2 separate regions of the Homo sapiens genome follow, and region 1 is linked to region 2. Evidence: read pairs that join two places in POLR2A ChIA-PET (ENCODE). Cell type or tissue: Panc1. All regions are shown on one strand. Region 1 overlaps SH3RF2 (SH3 domain containing ring finger 2). Region 2 overlaps PLAC8L1 (PLAC8 like 1).

Evidence for each region. Peaks named below come from ENCODE experiments on the same cell type or tissue, not always from the same donor. Only the 100,000 strongest peaks of a DNase experiment are listed, where the experiment ranks them.
Region 1: POLR2A ChIA-PET joins it to region 2 with 11 read pairs; 2 of 35 experiments call an interaction of 5 or more read pairs at or near these places.

What each region holds. Positions count from the first base shown.
Region 1 is chr5:146,048,296-146,050,795 of GRCh38, forward strand. It overlaps SH3RF2 (SH3 domain containing ring finger 2), which reads left to right. Exons shown (of 10, transcript NM_152550.4): 7 at 780-950. All of the region lies in intron 1 of LOC107986458 (a long non-coding RNA gene), which reads right to left. Among named protein-coding and RNA genes, the nearest start is that of PLAC8L1, 56 kb to the right of the region's middle. RefSeq lists an enhancer at 378-878. In Panc1, CTCF peaks have their summits at 1,330 (motif pointing left) and 1,583; a DNase peak (open chromatin) is centred at 1,276; H3K27ac peaks cover 291 bases.
Region 2 is chr5:146,097,752-146,100,251 of GRCh38, forward strand. It overlaps PLAC8L1 (PLAC8 like 1), which reads right to left. Exons shown (of 4, transcript NM_001029869.3): 2 at 405-541. Among named protein-coding and RNA genes, the nearest start is that of PLAC8L1, 6.6 kb to the right of the region's middle. In Panc1, a CTCF peak has its summit at 2,426; no DNase peak of the experiment used is centred here.

The sequences.
Region 1 (2,500 bases), 49 kb before region 2:
CAGAGTGAGACCCTGTCTCAAAAAAAAAAAAAGACAACACAAATTAGCAAACCACATCACTCTTAGCTCATTATTTTACAAAAGTAGAAAGAGACTGGAAGATTATATACCACAACATCACTGGGAGATTGGGTATTGAGCAATTTCTATTGTCTTGCTTTAGATTCAAAATGTTGGGTCATAAATACATGTTGTTTAGTAAACAGCAAAAAATAAATATAGCATTTTAGAAAGAAAAAACAAAACAAAAAAAACCTTGTAGAGAACACTCCCCCATTCCCTTTGATAAAACGCTCCAATGTCTCACAGTCCTTGGAGTCTGGAGGGACTTCCTGATGTCTGAGATGCCTGGAGGCCATATACTGGTGATCCCTGAATCTGGCAAACCAATGGATTGTTTCCTGAATGCCTTTGATCAGGTAGCTATTCCCACCTCCACAGCCTCATCAGTCCTGATTGTCTTTACCCCCTGACTCATACTTGGATATTACCTGCCTGATTCCTGTGTGGACTTCAGTCACAGCTAATTTTTTGTATTTTTAGTAGAGATGGTATTTCACCATGTTGGCCAGGCTGGTCTCGAACTCCTGACCTCAGGTGATCCACCTGCCTTGGCCTCCCGAACTGCTGGGATTAGAGGTGAGAACCACCGCACCCGCTCGACCAAGAAGGTTCTTATTGCTAACCACTGGGCAGTCTCTCTCCACCATTCCCCCACTCCATGCCCCCCATCAGGCACGTCTTCCTTCCTCCCTCACCAGTTCTCTGTGTCTTCCCAGGTTTGTAGCCCTGCACTCCTACTCAGCCCATGGACCCGATGAGCTGGACCTGCAAAAGGGAGAAGGCGTCAGGGTCCTGGGGAAGTGCCAGGACGGCTGGCTCAGGGGCGTCTCCTTGGTCACCGGGCGAGTCGGCATCTTCCCAAACAATTACGTCATCCCCATTTTCAGGTGTGTCGCCTCCAATCCCAGACTTTGGGAGGTTGGGCCACCCTAGGCCAGGGGCCATCTGTGGGTTGAACTGGTGGAAGACCCAGTGCTCTTTCAGAAAACAGGCCAAGAAAGCGCTTTTTGCTCTATAACCCGCCTATCTCTTTTAAAACAAAATAGCAAAACTAGTTATCTTTTTCGTAGCCCTTCACAGCTTACAAGCACTTTTGTATCTCTTAGCTCACAGGCTGTGCCCAAGAATCCTCTAAGGTAGATATTATGTTACAGATGAAAATGGTGTGCAGAGTTAAGCAACTTGCTCAAGAACTGGATGTCAGGTTTTCTTCTGCACAAATCCCAGGAACCCCACTTCACATCCTCTATCCCAATGCTCCATCTAGTGGCGTGATGGGAAAATGTGGTCAGATGACTTCCCCAGAGCACCTCGGGAAACTTCTCAGGCTGCTAGAGTGACCCCTAATCAGAGTTTCCATGAACTGAGACCCCTACCTCTTCCTCCACACCCAAGATGAAATGCTAGTAACCCTGCAGGGCCTCCTCCCTCACCGCTTTTCCCGATCTCTTACATTGTGTGGCATACTGTTCATGTCATTGACCCCCTCTTTGTCTTACCACCTCATACCACTGCCACAAATGCACCTAGACCCCAAAACTATCCATGACTCCTCCTGCCTCCACCCCCGATCAGCCCAAGCAAACCCTGTCTCAAGGCAGTGAGGCTACCACCACACATCCAACACTGTCTTTATGACATACCAGAGGGTCACAATCACAGGGAAAGAGCCCCATTGTATTCTGTGCGGGTCAGACCTAGTCATATGCCCACTTTTGGGGACCTTCATTTAGGTGAGCTGCCACGTCCGGAGGAGGGCAGCAAGAATGGTGAGGAGACAGCAAACTATATCATAGCAGAAACCGATAAAGAAACTGGGGTTATTTAACCTGTAGAAGACAAGGGACAGAGGGATCACAATACACTGTGTCAACAGGGCAGTAAATTTGTTCTGAGAGGGGGCAGTGGAGTGGATCAGTGTATGCAACTGGTCTTGGTTCAGTAAACCAAGACGTTCAAGAACATCTTGGTTCAATAAAAGGCAGCTTTTTCTAGCCCATAGATTTTTCCAACCAGGCTAGCTGGTGAGGTGGTGGACTCTCTTTTTAGAAAGAGTGCAGGCAAAGTCGGCCTGAGTCCTCATAGATCTAAAGTTGTATAAAAAGATTTCTTCACATGGCAGAAAGTCAGGATAAAAGATCATAGCTTTTCCTTTCAAAGAAAAGTTCTTGAAATTTGTTACAAAGTTGTAAAATATCCAAGGGCAAACTGAGGTCTATAATTGATGCTTTAATTCATTTAATTGGCAAATATTGAGTGCTAACTACATGGCAGGAACTTTTCCAGGCACTGGAGAAATACCAGTAAACAAAATATACAAAATTCCTGCTTACAGAAGCTTACATTCTAGTGGGAGAGACAAATTTTTAAAACCAAGATATTTAAGTAATCTTTATGATGTGTTAATTATACTGGCTAACAAAAAAATCAGAAAAGG
Region 2 (2,500 bases):
ACATGATTTATTTCCTTAAACTCCTAAAAATGTAATTACTGGGTCAAAAGCTATGCAACAGCTGAGGTTCTTTCTATATGGATTGCTAAACCATCCCCCAGAAGAGTTGTACCAATTTACACTCCCACCAGCAGTGGATAAGAAAGCTCATTTTGTGCACTTTGCCAACAGTGGAGTCTGTCATTTAGAAATCTTTGAAGGCACCACTTATTCTATAAAACATCCATATCTCTGAAAAGCAAGATTTTTCCAGACAAGGAGTACATTTGAGTCACTGAAAGATTAGTCCAGTTATTCTGAAAACATTTAATTTCTGTCCTTGTGCCTGCTGTAGGTTTTCCACTCACTGATGTCCTGGAAAAGAAAATAGTAAGGAGGAACTTAAATAAGGAGGAAAAACTTACAAATTCTCCTATCTCTGCAGACACTGAAGAGACCGGTGCTCCAGCCCCCGCCAGTCTGGACAATTGCTGTGATTGTCGTCCTGCCACTGGCTCCCCGAACAGGCTGCTTCACCACAGCGCTGGCTGGTACATGGCCTCTGGAGAGTCAAGGATGATGATTAACTTGGAAACAAAGGTGTTTCAGAACAATAACCATTAAGCCAAGTCAGAACCATAAAGAAGAGATAGGGACCCAATGATGCCAAGGGGCTCATAGCCCAAATCGACTTTGCCATCTCCCTCCCTCCTCCCCCTCCATCATACCTTCTCTTCTGGCTTTTTGCCTCATCTCTATTAATGGAATTATTGTTCTAAATCCTGACACACAAATTCAAGCTCAATGTCCAGTCTACTTCCTCAGTGTTTCAAATAGTTAAATTCACAAATTTGGAATCGAGGCCTCAGTTCAAATCCAGGCATTCCTGGAGGCTTGACCTTGGTTAAATGACTTTACCTCTCTGCTTTCCGTTGGTTCTGATGAAAAAACTACCTCATGAGATTATTGTGTCTATTGAAGGACATCTGATTCGTTTACTGTGCCCAGGGGATGTGTGACAAAGTAACTCTGAGTGAGCTGCATCCCAAGGATTTTGAACCTTTGCTGAAGTGATACTGAGAAGGAACTGGACTGAGTGGGCAGACTGAAACCTGGACTAGGCTGTTGAAGTTGACATGGGTATCATTTAAGTGAATTGCCCAGACTTCAGAATATGTCTTGATATCAAATTACTGTATGATTGACCTAGTGGTGCCACAAAGTATACTTTGGGTTGATTTTCCCAGAAAGGGATGAATATTCCTATCATCAATCATTCTGAATTAGAAAATGAAAACCTGGTGGCTGGGCTTCAAAAGCGAGGTAAGGAAAAACTTCTCTTTCTGAGGATGAAAATCAGTTGTGCCTGAATTTCAACCATGGGGATGTCTGGAGTGATTTCCATAGTGAAGGGTAAGTTGCACTTGGCCTCATAGAAGGGGTGGGTCAAGAGTGGGGTAGAAGGGCCCTAGAATGAATCTGAGCCTGTGCAGTGTGGTAATTATTCTGTTTTGTGCTTCTCTTTCAGCAAGCCTCATTAAGATTTTGCACCTGTTTTCTGATGTGCTATGAAGAATTAAAGAAAGAGCCTGCCTCATAGTTGAGACAAAATAAGAGACAGCAGCATTTCTTCCTATAACAGTTGCTGCAGTAGGGTGCGGCGGCTCATGCCTGTAATCCCAGCACTTTGGGAGCCTGAGGTGGGTGGATCATGAGGTCAGGAGTTCAAGACCGCCTGACCAACATGGTGAAACCCCATCTCTACTAAAAATACAAAAATTAGCTGGGCGTGGTGGTGTGCACTTGTAGTCACAGCTATTCAGGAGGCTGAGGCGGGAGAATCGCTTGAACTCAGGAGGCAGAGGTTGCAGCGAGCTGAGATCACGCCACTGCACCCCAGCCTGGGTGACAGAGCAAGACTCCGTCTCAAAAAAAAAAAAAAAAAAAAAAAAGTTGTTGCAGTAATAGTTGCCAAAATTCAGCACCTGGGACACATGGCCTGGAGGCCAAAGCAGAACATTCCTAACTACCCTTAAGACAACATCCTGGGGGCATCTTGGAAACAGCTGTGGAGCCCATTACCTCTGATTTCTGGCAATAAAGCCAATGGAATTTCATGGTATTATAGTATAAGTTGCATTGTGGATCTTATTAAGATCCACATCTCTTTTTCATCCCACCAATACGGATCATGTCTACACCTTCCCAAAGATGATAGCACATTAGCTTGTTAAAAAAAGAAATTCCCAAGCCTTCCCTCGGACCAACTGCACAGGTTTCCAAGAATGAGGTACAGAAATTAATATTAAAACAAGCCTTTCAGGTAATTTTTAAGCACTCATGCCATTCTGAAACCTGATACCAGTAGATTTGGACACTAATGATGGTGACTGCAGTAGTCTCCCACTAGCTAGGTGGCGATGTCAACGCAAGAGAGACGGCAAAAAGTAGAAAAATAGGAGAATAAGAGGTAGGGATGTTTGGAACATATTTAGTCTCAATGTCAGTGAGAATCAAGACA